Linked DNA regions of Homo sapiens: all the other regions are linked to region 3. Evidence: chromatin contacts called from ENCODE Hi-C data. All regions are on one chromosome and are shown on one strand. Each heading gives the region's core, a stretch centred on a gene start or an enhancer-like site at or near the end of the contact. The rest is flanking DNA. Distances are from core to core; before and after follow the strand shown.

Region 1 (6,061 bases), core at 2,270-4,769, 7.3 Mb before region 3:
ACATAAGATAAACTGAAAAGCGGAAAGAAAAACATTGGGATTTCCAGCTCACACAATTAGGTGGTACCATTTAACCTAGGTTTAAGACAGGAACCAAAGGAACTTTGGGGAAGACAGAAATAAGTTGAAGCTTAGACCTGCTGAATTTAATAATGAAAAAGCCAGATGAGAATGTCCAAACACCAGATGGCAATATGGGTATGGGTCTGAGCCCAGCAGAGAAGTCTAGAGATTTGACATCAACGAATGCCTGGTAGCTAAAGCTACAGGAAGCACATTAGAAAGAATTCCATCATTTATACACACTACTGAAAGCCAGAGGTTTCAGCGTTGCTGTTCTTCTGAAGCACTCTAGAGCTAAGCTTACAGCAAAGGAATTCGAAATCTCTTACATCAGCCTCCTCTTCTATAAAATTGGACAACATTAATCTTATAGTTCTGACAATGTATGCAAAATACGTAACACATAGTAGAATTCAACACACACTGATTAATAACTGTTATTTAAAGACCAAGCCCTTTTGCTAAGAAGCCCAACCTGTTGGTCTGTATTAAAGGTAAACAGCCCTACAAAAAACTGCCAAGTAAGAGTATTAACAGGTTTACCAAAGAAGAGGAGAGGAGGCGGAAACGAAAGAAAAATGTAATTCTTAAGTTGAAAGAGTATGGAACCTAAGAGTCAGAAGATGTAGACCCTATGCTGGGAGTGGTCACTCACGCCTGTAATCCCAATACTTTGGGAGGCTGAAGCAGGCAGATTACTTGAGGCCAGGGGTTCCAGACCAGGCTGGTCAACATAGTGAAATCTCATCTCTACTAAAACTACAAAACTTAGCCGAGTGTGGTGGCACGCGCCTGTAATCCCAGATATTCGGGTGGCTGAGGCACGAGAATCGCTTGAACCTGGGAGGTGTAGGCTGCAGTGAGCCATGATGGCACCACTGCACTCAGGTGAAGAGTACACCAACACCTCCAAAATCACCACTAAAGAACTAACCCATTAACCAAACACCACCTGTGCCCCCAAAACTACTGAAATTTTAAAAATAAATAGAAATTTAAAATTTTTTTAAAATCCGCAAAAACTTCTTGAGTTCTAGTCCTAGTTTTGCCAGCTACTTAATATGAAATTTTTATTCCCATTTATCTACCCTCCCTACCTCATAGAATTGTCTTAAGAGTCATACGAAACAATACACGTGAAAGATCTTTGCTACCTGAATCACTGCAAACCCCCTTGTGTCACGGTATTTTAGAGTAAAAGGAGTTTTTCTGACTCTCAATTACTGATAGCTTATCGAGTTGTTAAACTTCAAAGACAGAACTACAGTTTCTAGAACTGCTCTGTCTGTCTATAAGAACTTTGTGCCATAACAAAGATGTTCTACACATACTTGCAATGTCCAATACAGTAGCCACTAGCCACATGTGGCTACTGAGAACTCGAAATGTGGCTAGTGTAACTACGAGATTGAATCTTTAATTTTATTTACCTTTAATTATGTTAAACTTCAATAGCCACATGTGATTAGTAGTTACGGTAGTTACAGCACAAGTCTCATTAACACAGTAAGAACTGGAAAATCCAGTTGTAGCTCCAAAGTCTGTAAGAGGAATGATAAGACCATGAATAGAAATTGTGCCAATAAAGAGGGCAGCAGGATTATGAGGAAATAGACGTGCTCCCCTTTAAAACAACCTGACATATCCAAATCCAAAAAACAAATCTGAGAAAGATAACTCCCAATTACTACAAAAACATTCATGTTCCCTTATACCAGTTACACAAGCATGTTCAATATCTGTCCCAATTGATTCAGTTGTCCAAAACTCATCCATTGTATAACAGAAAGCAAGGTACCCACACTGGTCAAAGACAGGGGGGGAAGTGCAGAGGAAACAGGAACAAATAAATCTGGCTTGCCTTCTCCCTGATTTCCCCCAAAGTTCACACAACAAAAATGTATGGAGCACCCACTAGATAACGGGATTAGTGGGGAAAAGATGACTGAAAGTCTTAGACCCTGCTCTCAGAGACCTCAAAAAGAAACTAGACAAAGCAGCGTACAAATCCAACACACTCTCCCTCTAGTTCTCGATTCCTGCTACCCTACATCATGCGGTCAAAGAGCTGTCGAGAGATCTGCATTATATAAATCGCCACCATGTTGGTAAAAATTATGTGTAAATTGTATCTCTAGTATATCTAAGGAGTGTCTTTGAAAAACAAATATGCCCAAGAACCTAAAACTTCAACACATTTGGGATAAATTGTCACATTTCTTTCAATATTTAATACAAAACTCTCTTAACATTGTGAACCTAAGAAGCTGCTGCTGCTGCTGCTGCTGCTGCTGCTGCTGCTACCAAGTGGCATCTACTGAGCCCTCATTACGTGCTAGGCACAAGACTACCTGTATCGCTGTATTAACTCATTGATTCTTCAATTAACCATAGGAGGTCTACACTGTTATTATATCCAACTTGCAAATGGAGAAACTGGGTTCCTAAGGACTGACCAAGTTAGGCACGTCAGACAATCAGTGCCAAAGCCAAGTTTCAAGTCCCGGCAGATTACTTCAACGCAGGGGCTTTCAACACTTGAGCAACTAGCAAAGGGCCTACAGGGCAGCAGAGGGTATGGGCTGGGTGTATTCTACCTGGACACCCCCTGACAAAGACCTGGGACCTGGGTGTCCTCTCAAAGCAGGGCAAGGCCCTGAAAAAAACAGCTGGCAGGTGTGTCAGGCCAGGACAGCAGGAGGGAAGCCTGTCGCGAAGGTCACTGCCAGTTTCGGGCAGAGCAAAGGTCAGATCCCAGACAAATCACACGGAGAACAAGCAGCAGCAAAGTCCCGGCTTTCCTCAGGGCACGGGAAGCGCTGGGAAAGGGAGCTGGGCGTCCAGGGTCCCCGATTCCCGCCGGGAGTGGGTGATGCGGAAAGGAACTCTGCGGTGCGACGGAAGGGAGGCAGCGACGCCACCGAGCAGCGAGACGGAGCCGCGAGAGCACCCCAGAAGAGGGGGGCGAGAGGCAGGCCTCCGGGGTGTGGGCCCGGCGCGCAGAAGGCACTGGAACCAGAGACTCGGCCCAGAGAGCCAGGCGCCACCCACCGGGGACCCCGGCCCGCGCCGGCGATCGCGCCCGCACGGCGCCCTACCTGCTCCGGGCCCGCGCCGACACGCTCAGCGACCGGCTCGCCTCCGCGCTCCCGCCCGGCCCCCGGTTCCTCAGCAGGCCGCTGGATCCAGCGCGGGACCCAGCGTGGTGCAGCCACCGGCCGGCCGGGCCGCCGAGGACAGCAGAAGCGGCGCGCAGCAGCCGGGCGCCCCCAGCGGCAGCCATCGCCCGCGGTCGGGAACTGCCGGAAGCGACGCAGGCCGCGCTTTGAGGCCGCGAGAGACTCCAAAGAGGCGGGGGCGGCAGCTGCGGCGCAGACGCCCGAGGGCCGCGGCGAGGGGCGCGGGGCTGGAGTGGCGGAGAGACCCTGCTGGAAGCACCGCGCCGAGGTTCCGCGTGCCTTCCGGGTGACCTATAAAGACATTGGCAAGCAGAGCGCGGCCCCGCCCCGCCTCTCACGCCCACGCCGCCCGGTCCCATGGGGCGGGGCCAGCGCAGGGGGCCTTTACCAACCCTCCAGGTTCCGTTGTAAGCTGGATGCTTTTTTAGCGGCTGAAGTTGCCGTGCAGAAACAAAATATTTTGAAAGATAGCTGGACGTCTAGCGGAAATCGGTTAGCTAGACCACTGTGTTCTGTTCCGCATACCCCCATCCCCTAGCCGTTAAAAAAAAAACTGGGAAATTGTGTCATCTTGGAGTCAAGTTAGAGCAAAGTGAATTCTGCCCACTGTAAAACAAAAACAGTGGGAAATTTTGGAAAATCTCAGAATGCTATTATACAAAGAAATAATTATGACTATAAAATTGTAAATGAAATTAATGAATAGGCTTGGGGCTCCTGCAGAGGACAGGTAGCCATCCTAGACCTTGACTGGCAAGTAAATGCTGGCTGAGTACATGAAACCCACGAGACTGAACCGGAAACTTTGTGATGAGCTGAGATCTCTAAAAGACTTTCACAAAAAACAGAAAAGATGAACTTTAAAATACACCTTATCATGGTTCATATGTTGTGGGAAATGCATGGGCTTTAAGGTCAGAAATAGCAATGTTCAGATCCAAGATCTACTGCTTTAGAGATCTGAGACCTTGGAAAAATTATTCTCATGGAGGATCAGAGTTTCCATAACTCTCAAACACAGATAAGATGTTCCAGCCTTCAGGGCCATTCTGATGTTAATCTAATACGCAATGCACACCGTGCGTCACAAACCAGGAAGGCTACCGCTTCCTGGGCCTTCCTCCATCAGGGTACTCATAAAGAGGCTAAAGGCCAAAGTCAAGGGGATATTGCAGATATGCTAAACACAATCAGATACTTTTTTTTTCTTTTTTTGACATGGGGTCTCTCTATTCTGCCCAGGCTGTAGTGCAGTGGCGAAATCTCGGCTCACTGCAACCTCCGCCTCCCAGGTTCAAGTGATTCTCCTGCCTCAGCCTCCCGAGTAGCTAGGACTACAGGCGTGTGCCACCACACGCCACTAATTTTTGAAGATTCAGAACAAGAAAGTGTAAGCATGAGTAAAGTATCTGCGGACAATGTATGGTGCTTTCTGGAACCCAATGGCAGAGAGAAGGCAGTGGCTCCTAATTGCCTCAAATCGTTGGATGAAGAGAAAGTCTTTCAAGCTGCGAAGGGCACAGCAAACCCTGACAAGTAATCTTGAAGAGGAGGTTGTAAAAGAACAGCTAACTTTTGTTTTTAGTAAGACCAAACTTCCAAGGTCGGATGAATTAGTTGTAGGAAGAGAATTGAAAAGAAAAAAAATCGTAGATGTTCTGTCTTCTCTCAGCCCTCCTGTAGCAAATACAGTTTCAACTCCCTTAAGGCACTTGATAGCTTTCTGCTTTGTAGGGTAGTTATTCGTACACATAGAGTAGTTATTTATATAGTTCATCTTAGTGACTCCGACAGCACCAGCTACAGGGTCTTGAACATATCAAGGGTCTAATAAATATTGGTGAATAAATTGATGTTATGAAATTTCCATTAATAATCATCAGAATTCATTAAGCATGTATATGAAGATTAAAGATAGAAAAAATGTTCTCCAGGTTTTCTAAGGTGGATGAGAAGTAATGCCAAAAATTGCAAATATCAGTAGTCAGCAGAATTCCAGAATGGATTTGTAAACATGATCATGAATACAGATAAAGCAACATGGAATTACTGAGGACGTGCTTTTGCTTATCTGTTTGCTTATGTATTTCTTTGTCTATAAAACTCCCACCCCTCCATCCCTTTTTTTTTCTTTTTTTCCTTAGAGATGGGGTTTTGCCATGTTGCCCAGGCTAGTCTGGAACTCCTGAGCTCAAGCAATCTGCCCACCTCAGCCTTCCAAAGTGCCGGGACTACAGGCATGAGCCACCATGCCCAGCCCATCTTTTACTCCTTTCAAAATCCATTCATTGTTTGAAGACTTTTGTCTTATTCTGTTTATGATGCTATAACAGAATAACACACAGACTGGGTAATGTGTAAAGAACAGGAATTTATTTTCTCACAGTTCTGGATACTGGGTCGCCCAGGTGCCAACTGGTTTAATGTCTGATAGAGAGGCCCAGTCTCTGCTTCCAAGATGGTGTCCTGTTGCTGTGTCCTCACATGCTGCAAGAAGGGCAAACATGCCAATTTCCTCCAACCCTTTTATAAAGGTGTCAATCGAGAAAAATGATGAGACAATTCTCAATCATTTTAGGAGATTGATTTGCCAAAGTTAAGGATGCACGCCCAGGAGACAGTTCTATGCCTTTCTCTGAAGATGATTTTGAAGGCTCCAAATTTAAAGGGGAAAAGGTGGGATATTGAGAAGTACATAATTTTCATGTATGGCGGGATAAGGAAAAATAGTCATTCATACCCTTGTCTAGCTCAGTGCATCTGCTTTTTTTTATATATAAGATGACAGAGACAAATGGAGCAGAGGAAAAATGCAGGAA
Region 2 (5,979 bases), core at 1,206-3,705, 9.4 Mb after region 3:
AGACTAATTCCTGATGAATCTCATAGACATAATATTGCTGAATTTTTAAAAAGCCAGACACAAAAAAGTACAACAAAATTGATTTATATAAAGTTCAAGAACAAGCAGAACTAATCCATGAGAGGTAAAAATAAAGTTACCTTACTGGAAGTTACTGACTCGGAGATGGCACAAAGAAGCTTGCTGGGGTACTGAAAATTTATATATTTTGATCTGTATGATGGTTTAGACAAGTGTATACATATGTAAAAATTCCTCAAATGGTATACCTAGATTTGTGTTTTATTCTTATACTTTAAGAGGAAAAAAATCCTAATATTTCAAATTTTAGGTATCCATTACTTCATCTCAGAGGATTATTGAAAAACATATAAACATTTATTATTTTTAAGCTCCTAAAATGCGATAGAATAACTGTTTCTTCTTGTGTATAATTTTTAAATTTTTTAAACTTTTTATTTGGAAATTTCAGGCTTAGAATTCCCATTTGCCCTTTCCCCAGCTTCTCCAAATGTCAACGTCTTGTACATAACCATGGTACAATGATCAAAATCTGAATATTAACACTGACACAATATTTTTTACTAATCTACAGGCAGTATTCAATTTTTGTCAATTATCACACTAATGTCTATTTTCTGGACCAGAAGCCAATCCAAGGATATAACACATTGCATTTGTTGCTGTGTAACTGTGTGTCATCTAAAAAGCAGACGCTAAGATGGGAGTAAACCTGCAAATATTTTATTAGGAGAAATGCGTGTGTGAGGGAAAATGGGAGGGAGCTGATAAAAGTTACAAGCGCCTCAGACTTCAGTGTAAGTCTAACACTGAATGGAGGGAAGTAACAATGGGTAGACCCCTCTTAGACAGCCATGCAGTATAAGAAATGTTCAGCAAGAACCCGTGGGGAGATTCTCAGGAACAGGCCTGCCACTGTCAGTGGCTAGGAGCAGCCCATGGGAAGCATGGCCTCAGTGCAAATGGAGATTTCAGAATGCAGGAGATTAAGATATGTGAGTTACATTCTCATGTCAAAGTTGTCATGTCCCCCTTAATCTGGGACAGTTTCTCAGTCTGTCTTTTCAAGACCCTGTCATTTTTGAAAATACTGGCCAAGTACTTTGTTGAATGTCCCTCCATTTAGATTTGTCTAATCTTATGTGATTAAACTGAGGTTATGTATTTTTGGCAAGAACACCACAGAATTGATTAGGCACCTTTTCAGTGCATTGTTATCAAGAGGTAAATGATGCTGAATTTTGGTCACTTGGTTAAGATGATGTCCACCAGGTTTCTCCTCTGTAGTTACTACTTTTCCTTTATAAATATCTCATGAAGACAGAGTAGAGGCTACAGAAATATGCTTTTCATCATACTTTTGCCCATTGACGTTAGTATCCATTGATGACTGTTGTCTGAAACAACTACTGTGGTGTTTACCAAATAGTATTTTCTATTTCCATTATTCCTTCTACAATTATCAATCGGAATCCTGCTGTAAGGAAGTTTTCCCTGCTGCCCCATTTACTTGTTTATTAATTATTTATTCTTAGTAATATGGATTTTTAAATTCTACATTTTATTACTATCCAATATTGAAGATTATACTACTTATCTTGCAAGATTTCGTCCTGAGGATTAAATGGCTCCTGGTACATAGTAATCACAAAATTAACACTAAACTTGGAAGATCTGGGTTCAAGACCCAACACTGCCACTTATTAGCAGGAAGATACTGGCCAAGTCACTGAAGTCACTTTGGTTTCGTTTTCTTAAACTGTATAAAGGGAATAATAATATCTACCCCAAAAGGTTTGTTCTGACGTCTATGTGACTTAGCGTGAAGTCTTCAAATACACTCTAAGTATTAAGGACTCAAAAGTTCACCATTGTTTTAAAAGTTGAGTTTGTGACAGGATTGAATAACTGTGAGATTAAGGTGGCAGACACCAAAAGAGAGCGTGCTCTTTGCATGAAACGATCCAGGCAAGGCTCTTTTAACAGCTACCAGGTGGCAGGCCATGTCCGCGGGTGATCTGGGGGAAGCGCCCCTCCCCCGACACGGAAGCTCCGCGACAGGGGAGGCTGCGTGGGAAGCTCGCGCGACCCGACCCCAGGAGAGCGCGCAAAGCCTCTCGCACTGAGTTACCGGGTCTGGTCCGGACACTCCTTACAGCCGCCAGCCCGACCGCGGGCAGGGCCCACGGCCTGCGGAGCCTGAGAAACGCGAGCCGTACCTGCGTTCGCAACAAGGCGCCTTCCTGGGATCCCATTCCTCCGGAATACAATCCCAGCTCTTGGGCCTCGGGGAGTCATGCTCCTACGGGGCGACTGGGAAGCCAGTGCATCCCTGACTCACCTGAGAACCCGGGGCCTGGACACAGTAACCGCAGCTCAGAGCAAGCCAGCCTGGTAAGCTCCTGCCCATCAGCTGCCCAGCAGCCGTTTCTGCGCCTGCGGGAGAGCCATCGCCGAGCCGCCGTCACTTCCGTCATTCAAACCGCCCGCCAATGGCCGGACCAAACCGCGGGAATAGGCCCTGTCCCGCCTTCCTCGGGGGCCGCCGGGAAGGCTGCGCGGTGTTAAAAACCCCGCGCCCCGCGCACGCGCACAGGCACGCGCCAGCCCCAGCCTGCCTAGGGGCCCATTATTTGTCACACCTGTCAGGCTTTGACGTTTTCCCGTATGGGCCGCGCTCGGTGGCTCGCGCCTGTAATCCCAGCACTTTGGGAGGCCAAGGCGGGAGGATCACTTGAGCCCAAGAGTTCGAGGTTATGTATTTTTGGTTATGAGTTCAAGACCAAGTCCTTTTAAAAACATGGTGAAACCTCATCTTTACAAAAAATACGACAACAGCAAAAATTAGCCGTGCGTGGTGGTGGGCGCCTGTAATCCCAGCTACTCGGGAGGCTGAGGCAGGAGAATCGCTTGAACCCAGGAGGTGGAGGTTGCAGTGAGCCGAGATCCCGCCAGTACTGCACTCCAGCCTGGGCGACAGAGCCAAAGCCTGTCTAAAAAAAAAAAAAAAAAGTGCAGAGCCATGAGGGTGACTTTTGTTTTAAGGCCCCATCATGAAGATATCTTGGGATATGCATCCTTTTCTGTACTGACTACGGAATTCATTGGTACTATTATGCGCAGTTAACGTCTTATAGCTTTCATTTAAGGCCTCCAGCTCATAACAACAATGAGCCGTATGTTACCCTGTGCCTCCAGAGGTACAGCGCACGGAGAGCACCTCACGGATTTATCTGCTGTAAATAACCAATAATCAGGCGGTGAGCACAGGTTAATACCTATTGAGTATCTGTTATGTGCCGAGTACATTATGTTACTCTGGATGGATTATGATGCCTATACTAGATTTTGCAGTCTGGGTCATGGGGGTTAAACATCAGGAATCAAAGGATTAAAAATGGGGGGTGGGGATGGGAAGTTGCTGACACGATCAGATCTGGCTGCACAGTGGGGAAAAGGTCAGAGAGAGTGAAGACAGAAGGCCGTATACTACTACAGAAAGTGAAAGATAATAGCAATGAGAATGGAGAGAGGTGAGTAGATTGAATAGGAAGCCAAACATCAGGAATTGGTGGTTACCTGGTTATGGGAGGCACAAGAGGAGAAAACAAGGGTGATGCCCAAGTCCCAGATACCTAGCACCTGGGTAGATAGTGATAACATCCTCCTGGAACACACATGAAGAGAACCAGGAGGGAGAAGTAATAAGTTAAGCTTTGAATATTTTGAATTTGAGCTGTTTATGAGATATCTAGACAAAGGGATGCATTTCAGAAACTTAGGACACAAAATTAGCAGTACTTGACAAACAATTGCATGTGAGATTGAGAGAAAAGGGAAAGTGAAGTTGATTTCATAGGCCACTAGCTTGGGTAGCAGTGTTGATTCTTGATTGTAAAGGGAGAAATCAGAAATGGCAGTTAAGTGGGTAGGGTGATGAGCCAAGCTCTGTGTATATTGAACTTCATGTGCCTGTAGAACATCCAGTGATGTACTGTAAGCAGATGAATACATCGGTAGATAGCCCACAGAAAGAACTAGGCTAAGCATAAAGGGATTTCCTTGTTACATGAGTAATAACAAACGCTAGCGGAATGGATGAGATCACTTAGGGAGAATTTGCAGAGTGAGAAGAGCAATGAGCAAAGAACCAAACTCCGAGGAACACCAAAACTTAAAGGGATGGAGTAGGAGGAAGGAAGGTACAGGAAGAAATAGTGTGATTCCACCTCAGATTTACAGATCAGGATACTGAGTTACAGAGAGATTCAGCAACTTGGCCAAGGGCACATTTCAGTCAAGGGTGAACCAGGACTAGAATTCACGTTTCCTTCCCAAATATTAGGGTTCTTCTCAGCCTCTCTCCCCATTTCCTGTCACATTTATCTTGAAGAATATTTGTATTCATTTTAAACATTTTTTCAGCATCCTCCATACAGGCACGGAGATACTCTTCCATACCCGATAAAACATGTGCATATTATTTCATCCCTTGGGCTAGGTTTAGTGCCTGGACATGGGTTCCTGCACATGCTGCCCCATGGCACTTAGGAGTTCTTATTGAAATGAGCTGTTTAGAGGGCTCTCTATTGATTACACTCTAAGTTTCTTGAGAACCAGGAGTGCACTTTGTTCAGTTGCCTGGCATAAATGAACAAAGCTGAATAAATGACCAAATTACATGCTTCACTTCCTCAACCTGCATCCTTGGCAGAAATTCTACACTTGGAGATTTTGAATCGAGACTTGTTCTGTTTTTAATAGAAGGCAGTGAGGAATCAAAGCCCAAGTGGGCTTAGAGTCAGAGCATCTGGCTTAGCATTACCACAGATACTTTCTAGCCGTGGGACCTCAAATCAATGAGTCTTCATTTCTGTTTTGGCGATCAATTGCTGCCAACCGAACCACCCTGGAATGTCCAACATGGGTCACTTACTATGGCTGGCAGCTGACGTTGGCTGGCAGCTGAGAGCTCAGCTGGAACTGTTGACTGGAGTGTCCACTCATGACCAGTCCATGTAGATTGGACATCTCACTCTATTGTGGCTAGTTTGGAGAGGGAGCATCTTAAGAGTGAGCATTCGCAGAGGAATAAAGTGGAAGCTGCAAGTCCTTTAAAAGGTGAGGCAGAGAACGAGTTGTAGTAAGTTGTATCACATTTTATTGGTTAAGTAACATGGAGCCAGGCCAGATTCAAGTGAAAGGGAAATGAACTCCATCTCTCAATGGAGGCAGTGACAAAGAATTTGTAGCCATCTTAATCCACCACGTTTCTTAGTAATACTTCATGTCGCCTCTCTATAGGATGGTTGTGAGACTCAAAAGGCATGAATCATATGAGAGCACTTTGTAAACTCTAGAGGGGTATACACATACTAGGTAGTTTAGCAGTTATTTATTTTATTTTTCTGTCGAACACCTTTCTCTCCTCCTCTGGTACAGACCCAGACCTCTAGGCTACCGGGGTAGGCATGTGACCCAGACTGGACAAATCGCAGTTCTTGTTTCCATTGCCATTGTGACCAACCGAGGTACAGGTATGTTACCTAATTGGGGCAATCAGAGTCTTTCACAGGAATTGGCACTGGAGACAGCAGAGACAAATATTTTCCTCTCTGGGCTCATGTTAGGATGTAAACCTGGAGCTTTCCCAGGTGGTCCCCCACAAGCTGGTCTGAAAGAATGAGTGTGACAGCAAGGAGCGCAGAGAGAGAATTTGGATAGTGTTCAAGTCCCTGGATCTAGCCATACCTGAGGTCAATATGCCTGCCTATTCTGCAGCAAACTGGTAGCAGCCATTCAGTCTTCTACTGAAGCTGCTTTGAATGGGAATTTCTATTTTTTTGCAAATTAAAAAGGGCTGTAGATTTTTATTTAAATTCTCATAGACAAACACATCTGGACATCTTGGGAGATAGTATAGAATAATGTTTAAGATCTTGGCTGAGCACAGTGGCT
Region 3 (5,872 bases), core at 879-3,378:
CAATGGCCTATGAACTAAGAAGCAATAATCTACTTCCCACTCTCGCCCAATAAATAATGGTGAAGAAGGGACACAATTATCACAATAAAAAAATTCCTATTTAAAAAAGAACAGAAGATGAGATGTGCAGTGGTCTTTGGTCTATAGCAATGCTGGTAGCCTGCAAGACAGGCATTATGAAATTCCCTACTCTTTGATCAGGCCCTGATTCTACTCTGTGGAAGGACACCCCTTTAACATCATCCTCTGAGATCTTTCTTTCTATCCTTTAGGTTTTATTCCATTTCTTTGGTCCTCCTTGGGAAAAGGGGCTGTTTAGCTTTTGCAGCTCACCAGTTGAAGAAATAAGTTTGGCTATCTCTAATAGTTTTGTCATTATCATTTATTTTGTGTTTTGTTTTGCACATTTTATATAAATTTTATTTAGGAAGAATATGCATAAAAATATCAATTTTTAAGTGTACAATTCAATGAATTTTGACAAGTATATATACTATTACTTCAATCAAGACATAGAATATGTTCATTACCCAAAAAGTTCCCTTGTGTTTCTTTGCAGTCAGTCTTCCCCGGCTTACTCCATCCCTGTCCCCAAGTGTCACTGATATGCCATTGCTATAAGTAAGTTTTACATGTTCTAGAATTTCATCAAATATCCAGCCAGCATTAACATCTCCAATTGCCACAGAGATGTTATCATATTGTTTAAACTGTTTGTGTGAGTCAAATTCAAATAAGAACTGCATACTGAAAATGATTGACATATCCTTTAAGTCTTTTAATTTCCTTCTCTCTCCTCTCGTCCTAATAATTTGTTGCAGAATTTGGGTCATTGTCCTGTAGACTTTTCTGACGTCTAGATATTGCTGATTGCATTGGGTATTTAACATGTTCCTCTGTCCTGTACTTTTTGTAGATGGTAGTTCTATTTAGAGACTTTATCTGATTCTGTTTTGATTTTGGCCTCAGGCATTTTTAAATGGGTTGAAGGATCATATACTTTGACATTCTTTTGGTTTTAAGTAACAGAGAATTGAACTAAATATGCAAAATAGTGAAATTTGTTGCTTCACATAAGTGAAAATTCCAGGGCATATCATGGATTTTGGGCTCATATCATATAATCACATCCTGGTTTTTCTATTTTTCTGCTTGATACTAGTCTCTTCTGAGTTTTGGCTTCATTCTCCATACCTTCTCTGGTTCAAATCCATAGGAAATAAAATTGCTTTCTGGTGGTTCAATTTTGTGTCATTGGCACTCATTGGCCTGGCCTGAGTATGTGTCCATCCTGAACCAATTAATAACACTAAGGAAATATGATATTCGGATTGACCAGATTAGGGTGCCATTGTGAGGGTAGTTTCACAGGAACCACTTCAACTATTACTCAAAGACTTTTAGTCTTCTCCCATCACAGTTGGTTTGCAGAGATTATTTTACCAACAGAATTACTAACGACTTTCTACTATGTCTTTACATACAATAACCATTATTTAAAAACAGTATTTCCACCTAAGTGGAGATGAATAGATTACAGTGTGTTTTGGGTCTAGGGGGAGGTTCCTTAGAACTGTCCCCCAAATTTCTCTCTACTGAGTCGCAGTCACCTACTGTCTCTTATCGGAGAGGTGAGCTCTGTGGAAATAATGGCAGAGCTAAGTTTCAATACAGGACAAAGTGATATGCAAAGGTAGGGAGAAGGGGGAGTGGGTGGCTGATCACAGGCCCATAAAAAAAACACGCAAGACACAGGGTGACAATGCATTTACGGGGTGGGAACACTTCAGGTGAGGTTATCGTGTGGAAGAGCTCAGAAGTGGAACTTGGTCTACTTTACCAGGTTGTTTTTAACGTCAACTGCAAAGTATTAGTAGTTTCACTTTTTGGCGGTGACTGCCAGCATCAGAGCGCGGTAGAAGCTTCATGAGAAAGGTCAGGATACCCTGGACAGGATACAAGAATTCCGCGGACTGCCGCAGTCGACGGGTCAGACAGCTTCGCTCTGCCTGGCCTACCTACGAGTGGCAGAGGCTAACCGGAACCACGCCCCTTCCCGGGACCGGCTCCGCGATTGCGTCACTTCCGGGCCTCAGCGATTCGCCTCCGGGTTAGGCTGAGCCTCTTGCTTGCTGTGACTGGTGGAGCTGCCGCGCTGTCCGCGTTATCTCCTCCCGGTGAGAACGAACCGCAGTGTCCACCGGCGAGGAGCCAGCCCTGTCCCGGTCAGAGAAAGACGACGAGGATACCTGGGAGCGGGCGGCGGCCGGGCTGGGCCGCGCCGGTGCGGGCTGGCGACTCTGCTCCTCCGCTTGCTGCTGTCTCTGGGAACTGGGTGCCAGCGCTGAGGGGCTTCCAGCGGACAGGGACCCCCTTCCCCGGCTCCCCTGCCCACCCTGCCGGGGAGGGCGGAAGATGCCGGTGAAGAAGAAGAGAAAATCCCCTGGGGTGGCAGCAGCAGTAGCGGAAGACGGAGGCCTCAAAAAGTGTAAAATCTCCAGGTACCATCTCCCCCCACCCTTCAAGCTTCCCTCCTCCCTCCTTTGCTGGACAACTGGAGGAAAAGGAGTCGGGCCCGGCCTGCCGGGCTGGGGCTGGAGACAGGTGAGGCCCCTTTGATCGAGCTAGGCTGTAGGTGCCGAACACCGCGAGTCTCCGCGCCCGACCCGACCTCGTGTTCGAGTGTGTGCACGCTGGCGTTTATGGAGAGACTAGAAGAGCCGCCCACGTTAAGAGTCTACGTGCCCTGCAGGGTGGGGAACAGATGCATATGTAAATTGCGCTTCCCCCCACCCCCACCCCCACCCCACAACCGACCCTCGATCCCCTACTCCCGTATCGCTCCTCTGCCTTTTTCTAGACTTAGAAGTGAGTACATATCCGCAGAAGGGTCACTTCTAGAATTTCTTTGTAGAGTGTGAAGAAAGCAGAACATAAGGAATCTTGACAACTGTCTTGGGAATGGTAGAAAGGAAAACTTGTATGCTATAATTGGCCTCCATATTTAGTATTTGGAGTGGCCTAACCCGGAAGGTCCCAGCAGGAGGCCTTTTAAATTGCAGGAGCCCCATTTTCTGGAAGTATAGTGCCTCACCTATGCCAAGTCCCTGTGTGCAGAGTTGGAAAGGCCCTGCATGCTTTTTGTCTTCTAGCATTCAGGACGCTGTTAGCTCTCAGCATAAATTAAATAATTTGTGAGCTCTTGTACTCTGTCCTACTGGTAAGAAAGAAGACAAGGCAGAACTATATAGTAGTAGCTCTTTGATCCCCTTGTAGCATATCATGGAGGCATCACAGCAAAATTTATGCTACAAAAAAACTGCAATTTTGGTTTGAGAAATGGTTTTTTTGTTTTTTTGTTTTGTTTTGTTTTTCTGAGACGGAGTCTTCCACTGTTGTCCAGGCTGGAGTGCAGTGGCGCGATCTCCGCTTACTGCAACCTCCGCCTCCCGGGTTCAAGCGATTCTCCTGCCTCAGCCTCCTGAGTAGCTGGGATTATAGGCGCCCGCCACCACGCCCTGCTAATTTTTTGTATTTTTAGTAGAGACGGGGTTTCACTATGTTGACTAGGCTGGTCTTGAACTCCTGACCTCGCGATCCGCCCGCCTCGGCCTCCCAAAGTGCTGGGATTACAGGAGTGAGCCACCTCGCCCGACTGAGAAATGCTTTTTTAAAAAATAACCATATTAGCTGCCTTTTCATCAATGGTTGGCACTTGATATGACAACTTCAGATGCTACTATTGAAAGGAGACTGTAGCCAGGATTATAAGAAGGAAATAATGATAGAGCTCTCCTTAAAGAGAGATCTGCTTAAACTGTGAGGTAGATGACTTACATAGTCTGCATCTTCTTTTTTGTAATTGGTCGACTTTTTTCCCTCATTACTGTGTTTTGGTAAAGGAGTCTATGGAGTATTAGGCTATTAATGTGAACGATGATACATACACCTCTTGTTTGTCAACATTAGAATTTGACATGGTTACTTTAGTAGCTCACATTTTTATAAGATACAGGCAAATTATTATTCATTTTTGTACTATATCATGGCCATCTTAAGTATATAATGTATTAAAATTATTTAAGTTAAGTACATTAAGATAGCTGAGCAGGCAGTATTATTAGAACTCAGGTGATACTTTGCTCTATCAATTTAAATTTTTAAATATGATACTCTTACTTTACTCAGTTACAGAAGTTCTATCATTTCTATATCATTGTGGTAGGGTAATTATTTGAGTTCCTTGAAAAAAGTTTCTCTGAAGGCCATTAAATTCTAGAGGCCATTTTGAACTTACCAAATTTTAGTTATTTTATGAAAAACAATGAAAATGATTTTATGAAAAAAATGAAATAGAATGAACAGAACCTAGGATTAAATAGCCTTGTCCCAATTATTTGGACTATTATTAACTTTTAGTGTTTTTTTGTTGTTTTTTTTAAATCTGTGTAATTTAATATACCCTTAGGTCCTAAGTCATCATTTATCTTTAAAAATCTATTTAAGCTTAGGTGATAAAACAACTCTTAATATAACATTTTATTTTGAAATATTGATTCATTAAGTATCAAAATATACTTTGTAAGAGTTTGTTTTCAAATATTTATCTATTACACACAAATAGAATTTCTATGCAAATCAATAGAATCATAATAAATATTTATACTTTCCCACCTACTAGGTTGAACTTCTTTGTAGTCTTTTAAAATGTGCGGAAATAACTTACTGATATTTTTGGATTTTGATACTGAGTGAAAAGGTATTTGGGTTTTGTTAGCCGATAATTCTTATGTATAGACTACTGTTTCAAGTTGCAATTACTTAACAACTTCAGTTTTTTTCCAACAATGCCAACCGAAGAAAAAAAAAACCTTTGTTTAATGTGAATGGAAGTTGTTAATTTTGAACTTAGTTTTTCTCTAAGAGTTGAGATGTGATAAAAATCTTAGGCGTCTGTGTGTTTTCTAAGCTATTGCAGATCCCAACCCCCTGCTAGACTAATAAGTGGAGAGGAACATTTTTCAAGCAAGAAGTGCCTGGCTTGGTTTTATGAATATGCAGGTAATGAAATTAATATAAGAAGATACTAGTCATATGCTTTAAAAAGTTTATTTGCCTTATTCATTTAACAAATTATCTGTTACAGGCCTGCTATGTGTTAGTGCTGTGTACTGGGATGAGGGTCAGGACTGAAGATTGTGGGTAGACTAAAAATTTGTTGCCAATTTAGGCTGATATTTCTTTAAATATATATTCGGTATATATTTACTGGGAGGGAAGAACTCATTTACTATTAATAAAACGTGTAAACAAAGATTCATTTATTTACATCTATTGGCTAAAGTAGTATTCTGGAAAATAAAAGGTACACAATAAAACATTTTTGTATTTGATATTGTGGAAAACACAAAGTACATAATAAAACATTTCTATTCAATATTCTCTTTTTGAAATTTTTCTGAACTAACATTTTCTGAAACTTTTGGGGAGACATAGTAAAAGATTTAAACCCCTCAGTTATAATTGTACAACACATTTACTTTTTAACAATTATCATTTAGCCATCCACTTCTACTAGAGATGCAATAGTAAGAAAATAAATAGACTGATATTAATACAGTGTGATAAATACTATATTCAGAAGATACACTGTGAGAGTTCATAGGAGGGATATATAACCCAGCTTTTAAAGTGTCATGGGAGTTTTCTAGAGGAGCTAACTTAACCTCAGCTAAATCTTGTAACTGGTGGATGAAGAGCCCTAGGCCCAGGATGGGGTTGTGTTTTAGAGGCGAAAGTCAAAGCCAGCCAGAGATGGGGCTGAAGAGTTAAGCAAATATATGCAAAAGAACACTTATACTATCTCATAAAT
Region 4 (4,423 bases), core at 1,924-4,423, 8.6 Mb after region 3:
GTCTTCTGGCTTGAACCCAGTGCTTTTCCTACTGTCACACTTCCCTCTGTAATTTTTTTTTTTACCCGATTTTTTTCAGCAGCCCAAAGAAGCAATCTGCTTGGGTCTTTTTCCATTTTTTTTTCTTGCAATCGATACCACTCTTCATTTTTGTCATCTTGCTCCTCATCTTCATCAGAATTGCCTACCCAAAGACTTTGAGTACCAGTAGGAATAAGGTGTCCATGTGTTTCCAACAATTCAAGTTGGTTAAAGTGTTCAGAAAAATCCAAGGAATTCTCTTGGTCTGGTATTCCATCATCATTTCCTTTTTCTTTTTCCATTTTTTACTACTATTCTAAATAAAAAGCATTTCAAATGCCAGGATATAAATCTTTCTAGAGATGAATTATGACTGCTTTGTTCATCAAGATCTGAAAACACAAATACAAAAGTTATTAGTAAAACAATAATTCAGGCTTTATCAACTGCATAGATAAGTCTTGCAAACATATACAATTAAACCCTGTCTAAACTCTTGTTTTTCTCATGATATCCCTTACATACACTAAATACTGATGCTGACAGAAAACAACAAACTATGATCTAATAGTGGTCTAATGCTTCTTACTTTTGTTGTTTTCTTCTAAGTCAATTATATTATTATAACTATTATTTTTAATCTACTGGTTTAGGTATGATGGTGTTATGCTAACAGTGATGAATGCTTAAAGGTTTTGAAGTATAACTAATACAATGAAGACAGGTGCATTCAAGATTTTTATAAACTAGACACACAGATAATATAGAGCAGAAATAAAAACTTCTAATTCCTAAAAATACTATTTCGAAGAATCAGGGATTCTTGAAGATGGAATAGCCCCCAAAAGGACATCTGTTCCAATCTGTCATCGGTACATATATCTTTATCACAGCATCTACACTAATTATCCTATTTCTACTTTGATAATTTCAGGCCTAGGAAAATTCACTGCTTTAAAAAGTAGTCCTGTTTATTGATAGGCAACTATAGTTCTTAGTTGGGTCCTTGTTTTCAACTGAATTTTGGCTGTCATTCATTCCTTCATTCAACTAATATGAATAGAATGTCTGGTATGTGCCAACTTCTGGGTACTGGGATTCAATAATGAGCAAGATCCATGTCTTCACCTCAGGAAGCTTACTCTAGTGTAGGTGACTGGCAAAGACATCATGTGTCTGGCAAAGACAACATGATAAGTACTACTACAAGACCTTGTCTAGAAACCATGAGTATACAGGAGGTTCATAATTCCCCTAGTCCTAAGGGATTAAAGAAGGCTTCCTGAAGGAACTGATGTTTATTCTGCTAAGCTGCCATATTAATTTTTAAACCAATATCAGCTTAAAGGGTTACACAACATATAAACCTTAATCAATTAAAGAAAAGGAGAATAACCAATAGATAATTTACAAATACGAATTCCCAGCCTCTCAACTCTATTTGTTGAAATATAATCAGTCTTTCAAGGCTCTTCTCTGATGTTATCTCTTTCATTCTTTCTTGATCCTCTCATTTAGATCGCTTTCTGCTTTCTACTTTTTTTGGTGCTACATTTCACCTCTAACTTTGTTCTTGTTTTAGCCCCTTAAAAGATTATAAGCTGAAAGATAAGGACCACATTTAACTTATATTTATCTCCTACTTGTCTATAGAAGGCATTAAGAAGTATGTGTAGCATTACATTTAATTAAAGTCTTGTCACTTGATTTTGCCTGGAATGGATTCTGAGAAGTTCCAGAGTTAGGCATAACCCCAAGATACTGATTTCTTGATACCTAATCTCACAAGTTTAACAGTATACAATCTTAATGTGGTATTAAACTTTATTACTAGTGGCAATAGCACTAAACTCAAGTTTAAATGTATTACTCATGTCCAGTAACTTTTCTGGTCCTGTTACTTTATTGTAAAATGTAAGAATTTTACTAAAGTATTCCTAAGGCCAATCCGGCTTTTCAGTCACCCAATCAGAGACACCCTTGGAATCAGAGATATCCAATCAGAATTGCTCTGTGTTTTATTAATTCTCCTGGAGCTTCCACTTTTTCTTTGATTCTCAAACTAATTCCTGAACCTTGCAACACAAAAATGACCATACATCAATTCATTAAACACTTAACAGATGCTAATAAATAAAAGTTCACTTGTAATTATATCAAATATAGTAACCTTATACCACAGATCTTACCCTCTCCCCCAACATGCTTTTCCTTTCAATAAAAACTCCCTTTATATAAATTTTGAGTTTACAGATCCAGATACAAAAAATTATGTACAAAATTTTACTGGTATATTTAGTTTAAAAAGCCAAGCCTAGGCGCATCTACCCGACTTACAGTTAAGAAACAAAACTGATGACTTGATGATGATATTCCTGATATTCCATCAGGAATGTCAGGGTATGTTTCCTAACTTAAAGGGCATATCCTATTTTGAGAGAGATCCGAACTATGTCAACTCCTTACAAACAACTCAGTGATAGGCGGGGCTATAAACCTTACTGGTGAAGGAGGTTCAGATAGATTAAAACAACTTGCCCTAGATCAAGGACCCTTCAATGGAACTGAAAGGGCAGACGTTCTAATTCAAAAGTTCTACATTATTTTTCGCTGCACTATACATCTTACTGCTCTCAGCACAAAGCAGTGCAGATGTGCTGAACTCAAGGACCTAGGGGCGACACCTGTAGAGGGTCTGGCGACTGGGAGGGAGGGAGAGGGGATCCAGCTCCGGCACTCTGCCACCAGCCGGGAGCTCACAGGCCCGTGAGCTCCGCCTGCGGCCTTCCAAACAGCCAAGAGCGGAGAAGCGGCTTCGGTCCTACCTGGGGACCACGAAGCGGCCTGACCTGCAGGGCTCGGCCTGTGTCCACAGGCTACCCACCCCCACGGGCTCAGGAGTTCTTAGATGGCGCCGGTCCATCAAAAAGCGAGGTCCGGGACAGGGAATAACAACCCACCTGACAGAAGGGAAAATCGCCGCCTTGCATCTCACTTCCGGGTTCGTCTCCTAGCCTGCTCAGGATTGGCTCCTGCGTGAGGGCGGGGCCTCGCCGCTACTTTCCCCGCCCCCTCACTGCGTGCGGTAGCCAATGAGAGCCGAACTGGACTTGAAGCATCTACGTTATCCATGAAGTGTCGCGAGAGAAACGGACGCCGTTCTCTCCCGCGGAATTCAGGTTTACGGCCCTGCGGGTTCTCAGAGGCAAGTTCAGACCGTGTTGTTTTCTTTTCACGGATCCTGCCCTTTCTTCCCGAAAAGAAGACAGCCTTGGGTCGCGATTGTGGGGCTTCGAAGAGTCCAGCAGTGGGGTAATTTAGGAATCGCATTCGTCTCCTGTTTCTGCAGGTTCCCAGGCGGAAGCCCAGAGTTAACTGGAACCTCGGGAAGAGCGGGCCGAGTGGGCAGGGGAGGGGTCCTGGCGGGCTCAGCGTTCTGATTCCGAGGTTCCCTGCGGTGAGGGCGTGTTGAGGCTTGGAATCCCGACGGAATCTGGAGCTCCAGATGTGGTGGGGGTTGTCTCGCGGTGGCAGCCACTCTTCCCCAAACCTGGCTATTTTCAGTCATCCTGCTGGTGCTTAAAGGTGTTCCTCCGCAGACCACGTGTTTGTTTATTTACACTCGCTTTAAACGCGGGCCCGTTCCCTTTTCCAAACTAGCCAGGTCCTTTAAAAAAAATCGTGGGGTTTGAATAGGAAATACAGGATTGCCTCTGTTCTCCAGAGTAACCTATGCGTGCAACTTAAAAATATCTGCACATCTAGAGTTGTTTGTGTGTTGAACCAGAACCGTATGTGACCCTTTCTGCCCATTTATTTAGCATACATTAATTTCCCATAAGAGCACGGGAAAGGAAAATAGGAGTTTAATCATCTTGGTGAAACTAGGAAACAGGATGTACACTGGAGATATATTATTTTCTATGCTCAGTTCATTAAAAAAAAGTATAGTGGGTGCTTAGATGAAAATGAGACTTCTAAATTTGCCAGTCTAATTAAGACGTCTGTACCTTGTGCAGCGTAAATCATGTTGGTTAAATACGTGCAGGCTTTTAAAAAATGTGTTTTATGATGTAATTTTGTTTTTAGAATTTCTAGAATTTGGAATCGAGTGCATTTTCTGACATTTGAGTACAGTACCCAGGGGTTCTTGGAGAAGAACCTGGTCCCAGAGGAGCTTGACTGACCATAAAAATGAGTACTGCAGATGCACTGTAAGCACCTGACTTCTGGAATCCCTTGTTATTTGGGGTTTCTAAAGCTCGTCAACTGTGATCACAGTAAAAGAAAACTTATTTAATAAGCAGTAAATAAGGAACCTGTTTATGAACAGAAATATTAGTCATCAAAAAGGGTATTTGGAATGTTTTAAATATTTATCTGTTTGTTAACTGGAAGCTAA
Region 5 (5,753 bases), core at 2,267-4,766, 9.0 Mb after region 3:
CCTTTCCACAGCATCAGGCTTTAGTACACACTTCTGACACTGCCCAGGTTCCATGAATCCTGCATTAGGAGGGTTATGCGTTCAACTTCTCTACTAGACCGTGCTTCCAGAGGAAAGATTCTTATGTCCTACGTGTGTCTGACACCCCATTGCCAAGGTACAGCATCATGCACATAACAATCAATTAGCAAGGTCTGATGATGCCAAAAGCTATCACCTTTAATTCACAACAAATGTTTATAGAGTAGTTTCAATCTCCATGCAAAACATGCATAGACAGGTTATAAAGCTCTGTGTTAAGTTCAACAAAAGAGTATTCCAAGCACCAGAGAGGGAAGCAGTAATTATCAACAGAGGAAGGATGAAGCCATGTTTTAAGTCTGCAGGCCTTATCTCAGTGTCTTCCCGGGGCCTGAGTTCACTGGCCAATATGGTGGGCAAAGTGCCAGCTCCATTTCAATTACTTCATTCTCCCTTTATTGCTGTTCTTTTTTTTGGTTTGTTTTTGGCTGAGTGCATACTACTAACTACACAAAATTAAATGCTGCATGACATGATCCCTCCCACTGTACCAACTCCATGTATTAATCTATGTACCTCTCCCCTCTTCTCAAAAGCCCTTCTTCTGGTTTTATCTAAATGTATACCTAATCTAATAGGTCTTCCCTGGTCCTGTTAGCTTCATCCCACATGTCTGTCCTCCCCTGGAACTCCTGAAAACACTTCAGAAAACATGGGAGTCTGCTTGACAGCTCCTCACCCAAGTGCCTGCCAACCTTCACCAGCCTGGAGCTCATAGCTCAACACCTGGCTGGGTGCTGAATTACACACAGCTGAATGACTTACCTGCTAACAGATACCTTCTAGTGCCCAACTGCATAGTAAACTGCCACAGGGCAGGGAGAGGGCAGGGCAAGAACAAGGTCTCAAAATCCTTTCCCATCTCCCTCAGCACACAACAGTGCTATGCACACAGCATGAGCTCAAACTCTTGCTAGTTAAAACCACTCCCAATACCCCAAAAATACCTCTCAGACAGCCCACCAATTTAGACGTATCTAAGGCATTACAGGTACAGGTGCCTTAGGAGTCCCTCTAGTACATGTGCTAGAGGTGGAGATTGGTCACAGAGGGTGACTAACTCCTTCCTCCTGCCTTTCTGTCCCAACCAGGTACCCAAGACTTGCACCTCCAAGACAGGGATCATGCCTCTTTTACTCCCGGGTCCTTGGAGGTCAGCACCGAGTTCAGCACACAGCCAGTACTGAAGGAGGAATTGACCAAAGGGAGAGATTATCTCCAGGACTCATGCTACTTGGTGGTTTTGCTTTCAGCTGGAAGCCTCAATCCACTGTCAAATGGAAACTTAAAGAACATCCCGATGACTATGCCTGCGCAAAGAGCAGGAAAACTAAAAACTATTTTCCACAATGAATTTGGCAACTTCCTGCCAAGCTGAACAACTTAGTGCTGCAGATTGCAAAATCACACTCATAGTCATTCTTTCCTAATCAACTATTCCCTCAACTTCACAATTCCCATCACCACCAACACCACACTCCACTCACCCAGACATACAACCTCCGCAGCACGTTTGACCAGTACTGCCGTTCATGGCCTATTAAATACTAGGTACTCAAGTGCTGCTTATTTACTCCTTGATCGCACAGCAATCACCCACCCATTTTCTTCCACTCTTCACACCCTCTGTGCACAAGACCTCAGCCGATGCCTTGCTCTCTGGCACCCAGCCCTCCAGGCCCCATCCTCTCACCTTCTTCCCAGACCCTAAATGCCACCATCATTCAACCAGTCTGTCCTCTGCTCAAACAATAACTTCACAGTTCTGAAACCATCAGCCTACACTCTTCTGTTCCAGGCTGACCCAGGCCCATATTCACTCTCAGACTCCAGGAACTCTGACTTATCCTCCTGCCTTGGCTAGGAGAGTCACTGTGTCTCTCTTTCCAGGAACATATAACATTCTCTGCCATCTCAAAACCTTAACAAAGGTCTTACTCCTTCTTGTCCAAATCCCACCCACCCTCTGACAAAAGTTTTCCCAAAGTCCAGCCGCACTGGGTCCTCTCTCTTCCCCTGCCACAGAACTGTATTTAACCCTCCTGCGCTACCTTCCTGTTGGTTCATAAACACTCTCTCCTGTGTGGAGAGTCAGAACAGCTGATGAGGAAGGTAAGGCACGTAGCCACGTGATCCTGCCCAAACCACCAGACTTTCCAATCTCACACAACTGTTATGAAGCTCAAATGATAATTTACAGGAAGGGGACTTGTTCATCTCACATTTGTAAGACCGTCCAAGTTGAGGATCCCTCTAATGCCTGCCAAGTGCAGATATTTCCTATCATTCACAACCCTAGAGAGCTAAGATCTCAGCAAATACCAATTATATGTAAGACACTGAAAGAACACACTTCTCATGGAGCACCGGTCTTCACATCCTCCATGTAGCCACTCAGGAACTTCTCTGGTGTAAAATTTTAGGCGGCTGGACAAATATGTAGGAGACAGGGGTGAAAAACGGGGACACAGCTATTCTTGGCAAATCTGGTGGCAAGGTGCCAGTTCTAAGGGTGGAACATAAACTATAAGCCACAGTCCGATCAGAGGGGCATGAGGAACAAAAGAACTGAGGAGTAGGGATGCGAGCAGAGTAGACCAGGGTACCAATGAAACACCTGGGCAAAGAACGCTTTGGACCATAAAACTGGGGCCACTGCCCTTCCTGACGCTCACGACCATCACAGCTGGGCGTACCCAGACTCGGGCCTGTGAGCCGTAAAATCGCAGCTCACCGGGCCAGACCGGGGCGGCCACTCCCCTCCGTCCTGGGCGAGGCTTACCAATCGAGATCTCCTGCGCGAAGGCCAGCGAGATGAGCAGCAGGGGCAGCCCCACCGCAATGCACGTGACCATCTTGTCCACAGCCAGCTCCAGTCGCAGCCCCTTGAACTTGGGCTCCGTGGGCTCCTTCAGCAAGAAATCCGAGAACACGTACTCCGTGGCCAGTTGAGCGATGGCCATGGCTGCGGCGCGCCAGGCTCGACCAGGAGGTCCGGGTACAGCCGGCGTCGGGAAAGCTGCGCGGCGCCTTCACCCAGTCACCGGCCGGGCGCGCGGCTTTCGCTTTCCCTTTGCCTGCTCCCGCATCCCGCCTGCCTTTGTGTCTCGGTGCCTCAGGCTCCCAGCGACTCCGCTGGGCTCTCGCGCTCGCTGCCTCCGCCGCCGGCGGGGCGGGGCGGGGCGGGAACCCGAGAGCTCCGCTTCCTGCGGTTCCACCCCGCACGCCCGTGCAAGTCCCCGGGCCGCGCGCGGCACTCGGATTCGCGCCTCTCCCGCGCACCCCCAGGCGCGGGAACCACGCGCGGAACAAAGCGCTTCCCTCTGGCCCTGCCCCTCCGCGCCGCCCTGGCTGCCGAAGCGGCCGCCGGGATAGCCCTGCGCTCACAGCCAGCTGCGCCGCGCTCTTCCGGAACCATGCGGGGAAACCAAGTACCCAGGGGCGTGGAGCTTCCGGAAGACGCGGTGACGCGGGGCGGGGTGGGCGCGGCTGCATTCCGCGCCCCTCGGGCCACTCTCTGACAAAGGGATTTTCCCACTGAGCGGCACCTTTGGAAATTCTCCCGTCCCTCCCTGCCGGATTCTCCTCACGTCCTGGCACCCGGGAGTTTTAAAATCATTTCTGCAAGCGACTCTTTCTGTGGATGGGATGGCCCCCTTTACGCCCCACCCCCAACATTTCCAACACGGTGAAATCGGGTTAGAAGGAGCTGCAAAAGCTTCAAAGAACAGTCAGTGCCATAAAAGGCCAATCGAGCGGTGTAGACCGACGGTGCCTTGCAGAGGGAGCGCTGGACCCTTCCAGGAGCTCCGCGTGAGAGGGTGGCGCGGAAACGGTAGTGAGTGTGGAGTTTCGAGGCCTGAGTAGCGCTGCTGGTCCCGTTTCTCTTTCCTCTGCCATCCCAATCAGAGCCTTGTTCCGGGAGCCAGCAGAGAGAGGGGGGCCTGCAGGTAGGTGGGTGTTGGGGCTGCAGAGAGCTGCTTCTGAACAGCTCATAGGAAGTGGATGATGGAAAGACAGGAGGAAATACTCTGACCAGTGTCCACGGAAATTAAGGCTGTTGAAGTAGAAATAATTTGATTTATTGGAAGCTAAATGTGAGGATCCACCCAAGAAGACTTACCAGCAAAGTTGGGCATGTTTCAAAATTTGTTACACGTTGGAAGGGTTTTAGAAGAAAGTTTAGGAAAAGGGAGGAGGACCCCTTATATCAGAGGTGGGATTTTTTTCATCGGAGGGTATGGTACACAGGTTACAGTCACTGGCTGCAGATGACAACATACAGGCTAAAATGTTTTGTGCACAAGAAAATCAAAGTTTATATGATTCAGAAACAAGTCAGTGTTCTTTTCAATGTCAGTATTTTACATACTAATCAGTACATCAGCAGTTTGAGGAACTGACAAAAGGATTTGAAGGACTCACAGTAAGATTTTTTACTCAGGGACAGGATCTAAGCCATGAATCATAAGACCTTTCTTAGATGGCTTAGTTTGGAAGCCCTGTCAAATGTGACATGTAGGTTATCACCAGTAACATTTGAAGCAGGCAGGACCTGCAAACATGAGGGCTCCTTGGGGCAGGGCTTGGCTCCCTTCTCTGTGGGTCCACAGATACAAGCCTCAACTCCCACATGTACCTCTCCACCCCAGCCTGGCCGCTAAACACACATCCAAGAGCGTATACAGCTCTCTCCGCGTAGATGGCTCATAGGGCTTCAAACTCATAACGGCCAGGACTTCAGTCTTCATCTTCCCCTTAAACCTGAACTCCATCTTCCCCATCTTACTAAATGTACCACCAGCCACCTGTGCACCCAAGTCGGAATCCTGGAGCACCATCTTCAACACTCCATTTCTCACAGCTGCCATAACCAATTTTCAAATTCTCTTGCTTCTCTCTCCTAAATATAGCAAATCTGACACCCCTCCACCTGCACTGCCAATACCCAATTCAACTCACCATCCTGTCTCCTAACCACATATAGGAAATATGTGAGACAGGGTCCCCCTCCATTCTCCTCTACAGCTGCCAGGATGAGCTTTTCAAAACTCCAGTCGGATCATCTTTTCTACTTAAAGTGTACATTGTTTTTAGCATAAAATACAAATTTCTTAGCATGGCCTCTGCCTACCTCACCACCAGCTTCACTGCTTTCCTTTCAGTTCTTCAAGTTAGCTAAGCCCTTGGCCTCCTCCAGGCCTTCCCACCCAAAACACTCCCCACAGTGGCCTCTTTGCCTGGCCCACCTTTATTCACCCTTCTGGCCTCAGCTTGATGTCACTTCCCTGGGAAAGCCTTCCCTAAGTAGACAGACTAGATTAGGTCCCTTTGTGAAATTCTCCCATAATACTAGCCACACTAGTTACTAGCTATTAGTCTTGGGGAGTTCTTTGACTCTCCTGTGTCTCAGTTTTCTCATCTGTAAAAAGGTTGTACCTCTTAGGACTGTGATAAGGACCAAATGAGTTAACACGTGGGTAGTGCCCAGTGCCTGGCACCTTGTGAATCTAGGTACATTTCATCTGTCATTGTTCTCTATTTTTCCTTCTTAAAAATAGTCACCATTGCAACTCAACAAATATTTATTCATTTATTTAGTGTTTGCCACCACTTTATGTGATCGGCTTCTTGAGGGTAGGCCCATGCCCATGTGTACCACTTTTATCCTC

The links. Hi-C counts contacts between places; a loop is a spot of excess contacts on that map. Pooled maps may share reads with other maps.
Region 1: a pooled map shows a loop between it and region 3 (13-fold over the local background). The contact joins the promoter of FDX1 here to the promoter of DCUN1D5 in region 3. A Hi-C loop is called at or near these places in 4 of 50 pooled maps.
Region 2: a loop to region 3 is called in a pooled map, with 2.8 times the contacts of the local background. The contact joins the promoter of CEP295 here to the promoter of DCUN1D5 in region 3. A Hi-C loop is called at or near these places in 2 of 50 pooled maps.
Region 4: a loop to region 3 is called in a pooled map, with 4 times the contacts of the local background. The contact joins the promoter of MRE11 here to the promoter of DCUN1D5 in region 3. A Hi-C loop is called at or near these places in 3 of 50 pooled maps.
Region 5: a loop to region 3 is called in a pooled map, with 4 times the contacts of the local background. The contact joins the promoter of PANX1 here to the promoter of DCUN1D5 in region 3. A Hi-C loop is called at or near these places in 3 of 50 pooled maps.

The regions. Positions count from the first base shown.
Region 1 is chr11:110,427,406-110,433,466 of GRCh38, reverse strand. It overlaps FDX1 (ferredoxin 1), which reads right to left and starts at 3,519. Exons shown (of 4, transcript NM_004109.5): 1 at 3,162-3,519. The coding sequence starts at 3,346. RefSeq lists an enhancer at 2,706-2,985 and a silencer at 3,056-3,705.
Region 2 is chr11:93,658,158-93,664,136 of GRCh38, reverse strand. It overlaps CEP295 (centrosomal protein 295), which reads right to left and starts at 2,455. Exons shown (of 30, transcript NM_033395.2): 1 at 2,363-2,455. RefSeq lists an enhancer at 2,332-2,461 and a silencer at 2,622-2,691.
Region 3 is chr11:103,088,416-103,094,287 of GRCh38, reverse strand. DCUN1D5 (defective in cullin neddylation 1 domain containing 5) reads left to right here and starts at 2,128. Exons shown (of 8, transcript NM_032299.4): 1 at 2,128-2,501; 2 at 4,970-5,061. The coding sequence starts at 2,416. RefSeq lists enhancers at 1,674-1,723, 1,794-1,843, 1,773-2,390, 2,391-3,008 and a silencer at 2,534-2,828.
Region 4 is chr11:94,492,594-94,497,016 of GRCh38, reverse strand. MRE11 (MRE11 double strand break repair nuclease) reads left to right here and starts at 3,173. Exons shown (of 20, transcript NM_005591.4): 1 at 3,173-3,226; 2 at 4,111-4,235. The coding sequence starts at 4,216. It overlaps ANKRD49 (ankyrin repeat domain 49), which reads right to left and starts at 3,033. Exons shown (of 3, transcript NM_017704.3): 1 at 2,982-3,033; 2 at 66-413. The coding sequence starts at 323. RefSeq lists an enhancer at 2,734-2,823.
Region 5 is chr11:94,126,604-94,132,356 of GRCh38, reverse strand. It overlaps PANX1 (pannexin 1), which reads right to left and starts at 3,516. Exons shown (of 5, transcript NM_015368.4): 1 at 2,864-3,516. The coding sequence starts at 3,044. RefSeq lists enhancers at 2,944-3,203, 3,524-3,583 and a silencer at 3,224-3,293.